Linked DNA regions of Mus musculus: region 2 is linked to region 1. A link is a loop called in an ENCODE intact Hi-C map of the cell type or tissue named here. Cell type or tissue: gastrocnemius. All regions are shown on one strand.

What was found. Hi-C counts contacts between places; a loop is a spot of excess contacts. Peaks named below come from ENCODE experiments on the same cell type or tissue, not always from the same donor. Only the 100,000 strongest peaks of a DNase experiment are listed, where the experiment ranks them.
Region 2: it touches region 1 in a loop (2.9-fold over the local background); 15 of 42 quality-filtered maps call a loop at or near these places.

Annotation. Positions count from the first base shown.
Region 1 is chr16:8,410,193-8,415,192 of GRCm38, forward strand. Tmem114 (transmembrane protein 114) reads right to left here. Exons shown (of 4, transcript NM_029070.2): 3 at 1,909-2,046. Among named protein-coding and RNA genes, the nearest start is that of Gm24579, 9.9 kb to the left of the region's middle. In gastrocnemius, a CTCF peak has its summit at 2,220 (motif pointing right); no DNase peak of the experiment used is centred here.
Region 2 is chr16:8,468,634-8,473,633 of GRCm38, forward strand. It overlaps Mettl22 (methyltransferase like 22), which reads left to right and starts at 2,180. Exons shown (of 11, transcript NM_146247.1): 1 at 2,180-2,232. It overlaps Gm30012 (a long non-coding RNA gene), which reads right to left and starts at 2,518. Exons shown (of 5, transcript XR_384641.4): 1 at 2,310-2,518; 2 at 910-962; 3 at 443-581. In gastrocnemius, CTCF peaks have their summits at 2,034 and 2,730; DNase peaks (open chromatin) are centred at 2,128 and 2,469; H3K4me3 peaks cover 1,847 bases; H3K27ac peaks cover 1,355 bases.

The sequences.
Region 1 (5,000 bases):
TTTGTGGAGACGGAAGACCTGAATCTCTGTTCCCAGACCATGGTCACTAATAGTCAGCTCCAGGAAAAAAGAAAAAGAAAAAAAAAAAAACTTCTATTCTTTTAACATAAGAGCTGGATTTTCTTCACATACACCTCTTTCTCTTCTCTTTCTCCTCCCTCATCTCCCTCCCCCTACCTTCCTCTCCCTCCTCTGTCTCTCTCCTCTTCCCCTCTCCCTCATTATGCAGGTCTGTCCTCCCAGCCAAACTGCTGCCAACATCAGGAGTTCTGCTGGCCTGGAGGGGGCAGAGAGGGTCTTAGCACCCTCACCTGAGGATCTAGCCACCACCATTAGAAGCATTTCTACCCTAATTTTTTGTGGGCTTGTGGGAAGGGTTGGAGGAGATCCGGAGGGGAGAAAAGGGGTAGGCTTCATCTACACAGCCACAGGGAGTCATCACACATGCTGGGTGGGTGCAGACCTCCTGGGGTGGCTGCTTTAAGGTCATCTATGCTCTGCCTCACCCACTGCTCTGCCTGTAAGCCTCATAAACTCACAGGTTCCCCTGGTGAACTTCCGTTGAATCAGTGAATCATTGGGACCCAAGAAGGGGGAAAGATGTGGTTTACAACTTTTCTAGGGAGAAGTTTTAGCAACACCCTCCTGTTTCCTCCCCCTTCCTTCCTCTCATTCTATACACAATACACACACACACACACATACACACACACACAATCATGCCTGGATTGTTCCATGGTTTGGGGGGATCTTAACCTGGGTTCTCTTGCTTACATACCAAATGTTCTTACATGCTGAGCCATTTCCCAGGCCTCTGTCTTTCTTTCCCTTGTAATTCAGGGAGCCAGAGGGCACCCATCTGGGCTGTGGGTCCCACTTTCCCAAGGCCTGTAGCCAGTCATGTAAACAGAACTGCCTCGGCCGGTGTCTGCTGACCTGGCTTTGGTTTGGACGTGGTTGATTAAGTTTGTTTGGTTAGGTTTGGTTTAAGGATGGGTTTGGGTTTTTGGAGGGTGTGGTTTGGATTTGGGTTTGAGAGGTATGGCTTGACTTGGTATTGTTTTCTGTTTGTAAAAGTTACACTGTACGGTATTATCTGGACTTCAGCTTGAGATCAACACTCAGCCTGATGGGTGTGTACTGCCATGCCCTGAAGTGTGTCACTTTCTCGCAGTAAACCTTGCACATTTTCAGAGTATGATGCACATGGCGGTAAAGTGTGTGCATGGAGTAGCTTAAGACACTGTTAAATACATGGGTCAACTCACACAACTTCTTTTTATAGTGAAACACATAAAATCTACCCTCTTGGCCACATTCAAGTGCAAGGCGTATGGATACACGGTCTATGGGTACTGACTGTAATCACAAGAATGGACAATAGATCCCTGAACTTATGCCTGCTAAATGAAGCTGAGTGCCACACAGCTGGCGTGTCCCCAGACCCATCCGCTGCTTCTACTTGTGGCTCTGTTCTGTCTCACCATGAGCTCTGCTTACTGAGAACCCAGTGAAGCCATGCATGTGCACTGTGTCCTTCTGTGCCTGGTCAGTCTGATTTCCCACATCAGAAGGGAGCAAAGACAGCGGGTGTCAGCCCACAGCTCTAAACCGGAAGCCAAGGCCATCCTTGGGAGACCAAGACAGAGAGGTGGCAGACGACACAGCTTTGCAGCGAGATGCTGGGGATGACTCCTAAGGCTGTGCCCTACCCCGTCCTTCTTCCTTCCTGGAACCAGAGATCTGGGGAGCTTAAGGCTGAAAACCACTGCCTTTCCCAGCTACTGTACTGTCACAATGGGGGGAAGCCCTTAGAGAAGCTGAGACCTGCCCCTAAAGAGGTTTACAGCACGGCGTTCACCATCAGTACAACTGTAGAGCCTAGGCCCCGGGCAGGTGTACACCTACCTCCAAAGAGAAAGAGGATCCCGGTGAGCAGCAGAAGGAGGTGAGCTCGGAGGAGGAAGCTCAAGAACCCGGTCATCCCCCCAAACACCATCACGATCAGACTGAGTGGCAATAAGATCACGAATGTCCCGTGCATAGCTAAGGAGAAGAGGGTAACAGGCACAGGGGGTTACTAATATCTAGCATCCAATCATTTACATATGTTTACCACGTACCCACAAAAGTAGGTCTACACAACTACTTCTAGTGGTAGTTAAGAACCGTGGAGACTCCTGAATGCATGGTCTGAACTGTGAGCATCTTTGCACTTACTCTCTGCAACCCCTAGAGGGCAGTGTTGTATTATTTACTTATTCTCTCAGTGCCGATTCAAGAGCCGGCTATTCTAATGAGTATGCAAAGGACCAAGTAAGTCTAAGAGATAAACACCACCAAGTCTGGGGGAAAATCTAGTTCCCTTCTAGCTGAGGACAGTGACAAGTGGTGAGCAGAGGCGGTGGAGAAAGAACAGCTTATAAAATCCCTACACCTGGGGCTGGAGAGATGGCTCAGTGGTTTAGAGTACGAGCTGCTCTTGCAGGGACCTGGGTTTCATTCCCAGGTGTGAGAAATTAACTAATTTTTTAAAACATACAAGGTCAGGTGTGGTGGCACACTCCTTTAATCCCACCACTCGGGAGGTAGAGGCATGCCGATCTCTGTGAGTTCAAGACCAGCCTGGTCTACAAAATGAGTTCCAGGACAGCCAGGGCTGTTAAACAGAAAAACTGTGTCTTGAAAAACAAAAACAAAACCCTATACTCATGTTCTGCCTCTGCCTGGTCCTGTCCCAAATTACAGACACATCATAAATTCAAGGCACATGACTCATTTTATCCTGGGAGGGGGGGCATGGATCTAATCTCATCCCACACCCCAAACCCTTGGTGATCTTAACAATAAAACATTAATGCAATACAGGGGTTAGTGAGATGGCTCCATTGGCAAAACCACTGGCCATGTTTGCCTGAAGACAGGAGGAGAAAGCTAAGGCTACAAAGCTGTCCTCAGGTCTCTCTGTGGGCTGTGCTACACCTGTTCACACACCACACACGATAATGAACAAGATTTTAAACCTGTCATACAGGCAGTCTCTGACTGTGATCTGGGGGTCTATCTGTAAAAATAGTAGAATGGGTGGAAATTGCCCTTTCAATTTTGACCTTTTCTGCGGGTGCTAGAGATTTGAACTTGGATTCTCACCCTTGAGCCACAAGCTCTTTACTCTCTAGACCATCTCCTCGGCCCTTCCCCCCAGGGCATATTAAATTCAGCAGATGACTAGATGCTGTCTGCTAGGAGCCCAGCTCCACAGTCCAGAGACAAAGATGAATAGCTCACGGACAGTACACCCTGTGGATGAGCTGATAGACTGCACACAGGGATTAGCATCAAGACCACGGTGCTACACAATCCTCAAAAGCCATTAAACAAATCAACAGCCTCAACCACCAGGCGCACTGGCACTCGTGTGTCCCTCAGTGTCTCAGGATCGGCCGAGCACCGGCTGCTCACATTCCCATCCCCAGGGCTCCAGTGTCTGTTCTAACATAACAAGCTGGGGGTAGCTTTGCAACCTCAGTTTTCTCATCTGTCAAATGGAGAGCCAACAAATAGCCCATCCTCTGAGCCTGTGAGTTGGGGACTCGGTACATGAAAGGAAAACACCAATCATGGTGGGGCTGGAGAGATAGGTCTGTCCATTAAGCACCTGTTGTACAAACATCGGGACCTGAGTTTGAAAGCTTAAAGAAAGTGGGGTGCAACAGCAGCATCTGTAACTCCAGTACTGGCAATGTGGAAAAGTGCATCGTCTTTTGTTTGTTTTGATTCTCAAGACAGGGTTTCTCTGTGTAGCCCGGGCTGTCCTGGAACTCACTCTGCAGACCAGGCTGGCCTCGAACTCAGACATTTCACTGCCTCTGCCTCCTGAACACTGAGATTAAAGGCTCAGTATGAAAGCTCAGAGGGTGGTTCTGGGGATGTGGCTCCGTACACTGCTTGCCTACCATTCAGGACTGTGTTCCAAATCCAGCACCAAGGGAAACTAGGCATGATTCCCAAAACCTTTTAAGGGGTGTGTGTAGCACCCTGAAGAGGTGACTCAGCAGTTAGGAGCATCAGAAGCTTGTCCAAGGATTTGAGTCTACGCACCTGTATTGGCTAGTTTTGTGTCAACTTGACACAGCTGGAGTTATCACAGAGAAAGGAGCTTCAGTTGAGGAAATGCCTCCATGAGATCCAACTGTAAGGCATTTTCTCAATTAGTGATCAAGGGGGAAAGGCCCCTTGTGGGTGGGACCATCTCTGGGCTGGTTGTCTTGGGTTCTATAAGAGAGCAGGCTGAGCAAGCCAGAAAAGAACATCCCTCCATGGCCTCTGCATCAGCTCCTGCTTTCTGACCTGCTTGAGTTCCAGTCCTGCATCCTTTGGTGATCAACAGCAGTATGGAAATGTAAGCCGAATAAACCCTTTCCTCCCCAACTTGCTTCTTGGTCATGATGTTTGTGCAGGAATAGAAACCCTGACTAAGACAGCACCCAAGTGGCAGCTAACAACCATCTGTGATGCCAGCTCTAAGGGGGCCCAATTCTTCCCTGGCCTTCATGAGCACTGCCCACAGGGCGTGCATTGACATAACACACACACACATATAGTAGTAGTAATAATAACAATAATAACAACAACAATAATAACAATAACATCTCAAAAACAAGCAATTTAAACCAGACATCATTGTGCATGCCTATAATCGCAGTAGTTGGGAGGTAGAAGCAGAAGGATCAAAACTTTAAGGTCACTCTCAGCGACACCGTGCATGCTTGGCCAGACTGGGCAACTCGAGACCCAGCCAAACCATAAACCACCACCAAGGATTTATTTGCTAAGCTTTAGAGTCAAGGTGTTTGAAAACATGATCCTCATCCCCACGGCAGGGGGTGGCCCTGCCTCTCAGCAGCCACTTTGTGGCAGCAGGCAGCAGCATTGGCTTAGGTTCTCCCTCTGCCTCTGTCTCTTCTCTGTGTGTTTCCTCTTGTAAGGACACTCGCTCA
Region 2 (5,000 bases), 58 kb after region 1:
TTCCCAGGCCACCTGACCATTCTCCATTCCCCAACTCTCTATCCAGCACTCTGTACTTTTAAAATATATCTGCTTGTTCTCTGGCCCTTCCCCAGCAGAACAGAAGTATCATGAGAGCAGAGACTTGTCTGATGTAACCTCTTCCCTCATGTCCCACACCTAGGAGACATTCTGATAGCCTTCTTTTCTTTGATAGATATTTGCTTAGAATAAAAATTTCCCATGATCACACTAGTGTGCTTCTATCCTGGCAGAATATACACGTGTGCTCATCTGCATGTGTTGCTATGCCTGCCTGACTCTCTACATCCATGTGTCTTGGTGTGGGGAGGTGTCTGCTCAGCATTGTGTAGCCATCAGGAAAATAGCAACAGAAAGCAGTGGCTTCTGAAAGTTGGTCGAGGCAGTTTGGGATAGCCCAGAAACTTGATGCTTTACTTACAAGGAAGATGTGGCCTTGATGGTCACTTCATTCTGCTCTGCTTCTAGGGAAAAGAGATGAGAATTCACCCGGAGCCTGGAGTGTCCATGGGCTCTCTCTGCCCCATCTTCTGCAATTGGCCACACTTCTTCTTTGAGCCCTAACGTTCAGATAATCCAGGGGGCAAGCGGAAAGCAAATAGAGGACATGAGATTCACATTTGCCTCGGCTACAGTTTAGATCAAAGTGTACCCAGAAGTGAGCATGTATTCAAAGCCTGGCCCCTATGCAAGTGTTGATCAGAGGTGGGGATTTCAGTGTGAGCCTGTGTTAGCCCCTGTGTGGGATCATAGGGATCAGACGCCTTCATGGGTAGATTCATCCACTGTTAGATTTATAATCCAGTGGGTGGAACCCTCTGGAGGTGGAGCCTAGCTGGAGACAATATGTCATTGAGCCTTTGGGTCTAGCGCTTGGCCTCCCATTACCTGTGCTCTAGCTCCCACAGTTCCAAAGCAATGGAGCTAGCAATGCTGGACCTCTGAAAGCATGAGACAAAAGAAGTCATTATTTCCTTAGGTGGTTTCTGAAAGCATGAGACAAAAGAAGTCATTATTTCCTTAAGTGGTTTTTCCTGAGTATTTATCACAGCCACAAAAATAAGTGACTAAATACAGCCTCCAACCTTAAGCACTTACCATTCTCAGCATTCTGAACAGGATAAGGTTTACCTAAGGTGTAATATTTGTGTCCTATTTCATTTTATGCTAGACTCCAACTTAGAAAGATCCGGGATCATCGTTACTGGAGACTTGATGACTAGATCCGTTAGTCCTGCCAATTGCTTGTAAGGATGCTAAACGCAGGGTATACATAACACTGGGAAGAAACAAGGGGCATGCTGGCTAACACACTCCGGATCCCTCACCCTCCAATTTGAATCCTCACCACTTAGTGGCTGAGTGATCCTCCAGCCTGCCTGCCTTGCCGGAATAAGGATATTCTAAACGTAACACACTTGTGCCCCTCCCTTTGGCTATCAGATTATTGAAACAGTCAACCCCCAAATTTTGATTTTCCCCAACAGTCCCAAGCTGGGAGGAGATAAAGGTTAATACCAGGGACCAAACAGATGAGTCACTGTCTTCCAGGAAGAGAATTACAACTTTTCAAAACTCCTTGCAGGATAGATTGAAGCCAAAAAAAAAAAAAAAAAAAAAAAAAAAAAAAAAAAGGATGGAGCAATGATGGGCAGTACCATACCCAGACCAGGACTGCTTAGCTATGCATAACTATAGCACTCTACTTAAACATAAATATCCTATCGGTGCCCGAAACATGTACTTGGGTGGGTCATTGTATGTTTTTGTCTTCTGCTTTTGCCTATTAATTGTTTCCTGGGCATACTTAGGAACAATGGTTAAATACAGCTTATTAGGACTCTGATCTTTAATGACTCTAACACTTAAAGCAAATTATTTAACTTTTTTTTCTTGTGCTGGGCTCTCTACACCGCTGAGATTCTTAGCCATATTTAAATTTTTTACAGGAGGGATTCCAAACACCGAAGTGCAGAGGCGTCCCCACTCTGGACGGCCATATGAGCAATCCGACCAGGTGACAGCTGAGCCTCCAGTGGCCGCCACAGGGCTGAGCGAGAGCATCAGGTGTTAGCTAGCGGCTGCCGCCGCGTGCGCATGCGCGACCCGAGCCGGCGCTTGGACCGCGCCTGCGCAAGCTGTCCGTCATGGCGGCTTCCTGAGCCCCATGGCTAGGGTTCCGCGTGGGACTTCAGACCAGTGTCATGGCGGGTAAGAGCCCGGGAGAGGGGGCGGGACCGGGAAGAACCCAGGGAGCATCTTGGCTTTGAGAGCCAAGCTTACACGACCTTGAAGTCTGAACCCTCAGCCTCAGTTTCCCTTTCTGTATGGGACGTCTCGGTTTCCGTGCTGGGTGAGGCAGTCCCACTCTGTCTCGGATTAGGAAGGGAAGGAGAGGCCGGGTTAGCGACTGGCTTCTTCAGAGTGACTGGCCGCTAATGGAGGAGGTCCCTGGAGCCGCTGACGCCGCCCTGCGCGCGTGGCCAGCCCTTTCCTGCACCTCTGAGCCCTGCGCCCTCCAGCTTCCTGGCGTTCCCTCTCCCAGCTCCTAAGTTTTGATTGTCCAGTGGGTGTGCATCCACCTGCCTGGGAGGAGGGGAGTTCTGTCCACCCCGGTAGACTGGTTTGGGGAATAACAGTGGCTGTAACCCTTGAAGAATTCTTGGGAATCCAACTCTGCCGTCTCGGAATTGCCTAGACGACCTGCCAGCTCCCCTACCGGAATGAATTTGCAACATGAAACCTGGGACTGCTTTTCCAGCAGTACCTAGGAGAAACTGGACACCTCTCTATACCATGCATTTTCTAAGTAGAGAAACTGTCTCAAGGTCTCTAGCCATCTCCCCGGGACACTTTTCTATAAACATGATCCTGTAGCTACTTACAAGTTACTGATGATCCCTGAAAGGGACGGTTGTCACGTTTAATCCTCACACAGGCCTCAGTGCCTCCCTATTTCCAGAATGCTGATTCCCAGGCGAAACCCTTAAAGGAGGCTCATGACCTGGGACTTCTCTCTCAGGCCACATTTCCTGGGAAACCTGCTTCATTCATACTTTTAAGTAGACGAAGTCGACCAGAGGTTAGTAGAGAATTTGTTTTCCACCTATATGTTAGACGATTTGGTCCTCATATAATTCCCACTTACAGAATGAACAATGAACATGCATCCTCTGAGGTGTAAATTTGTGTACCATAACAACACATTCTATCCTCTTATTCATGGTCAGTGTTCCCAAAGATGGCAGAGAGGATTTTTTGGACCAAAACCAAAAGCCAAATCTTGTCTTCCATTCAGAACTAGGGGAGCCAGTCTACCTCGAACCAGTAGGTGGTTAGGGCTAGGCTGTGTTTCCTCTGCCTGAATCATGTCTGATTTTTGTTGCCAGTGGTTTTGCTGAAGGCTGAGTACTTCTTTGATTTCATTCACATGAAATCCCACATTGGTTTCATTCCCAGCCCCAGTTCACACCTGCTTACCCGCTTACGTTTTCGCTGGCTTATCATGCTGTGGAGGGAAACAAAGCAAACTCGGAGAAGAACTTTCTGGGTTGGCGCCATTGCCGTTCCCTGGCACTCATCCATATACAAAGCTCCAGCTGTGGGCAGTTAGAGCATGAAGACATCTGAATTATGATAATAAAATTAAACCGTTTCCATCTTCCAGTTTGAAAACAAATGGAGGCTCCTAAGAGTTTGACTCACCGTAAGCACACCAACCACGTAGGAATTGTCCCTGTAGGCACTGGAGAAGGGCAGGTTTGGGCCAAACACATGAAACCAACCTCGTGGCAAAGAAGTCGCCGCTATTTCACACCTGTTGTAATTCAAAGACTCTGCTCAGAGCTTTTCCCACACCTCACCCCACTCCCACACTCCTGCAAGGTGGCAATATGGCTGATAGAGCAGGTCCAGAGAGGAAAGTGATTCCCCCCGAGGTCTGTAGCTGGGAGGTGGGGGACCAGAGTTTATACCTAGTTGCCCAGCTTCGAGGCCCGTCAGACTTCCGCTGGTGCTCTGTGGTGAGGTAGAACAGTTAGTTGGAAGGAAAGCCTTCCTGTTTGCAACCACTGTGGCTTGGATATGGTTTCTAATTGTAGTATATAGTTATATAGGAAAGTATTCCTCAGAGACAGGTAATGAAAGAATTCAGTAGTAAAATGTCATGTTGTCTTCAGTTCACTTTTAAGAGAATTCAAAGGAGAAATCATAGATGGATAGATAGATAGATAGATAGATAGTAGATAGTAGGTAATATGCTTTACTGGATAAGATAGATAATATGTATTAATAGATGATTGCTAGATAATACATTATTAAATATATGGTCTCTTATTAGATAGATGGTCTCTTAGATAGATGGGTATATATTATTTGATAGTCTCCATTATTAGGTAGGTGGTCTCTATTAGGAATATAGTCTGTTATTAGGCAAATGATCTATTATATATAGGGACTCTATTTTGGGGAGCGTTGTTTGTTTGTTTGTTTTGATTTCGAGACAGGGTTTCTCTGTGTAGCCATGGCTGTCCTGGAACTCACTCTGTAGGCCATGCTGACTTCAGAGCCACAGAGCTCTGCCTCAGCCTGAGTGCTGGAATTAAAAGCATCTACACCACCACCGCCCAGCTGCGTGTCTATTATTAAACAGACAATCTCTACTATTAGATAGATGGTCTCAGTAGTAAGTAGATGGTCTCTACTATTGAGTAGATAGTCTTTTATTAGGTAGATGTTATATTATTCATAGATAGATGTTCCCTATTATTAGGTAGATGTTATATATTCTTAGATAGATTGTGTAACTACACATAACAAAGTGCTAGTTTTCCATCAATCCAAGCGGTGGATATACCATGTTTACCGTGCGGTTTCCCCAGCTTTCTTGGCTGCTTGAAAAGTGCAAGTAGTACAGACCTGTTATCCCACTAAGATCACAAACTCAAGCTTGTCTGAAATACAGAATAAGTCAAGGCCAG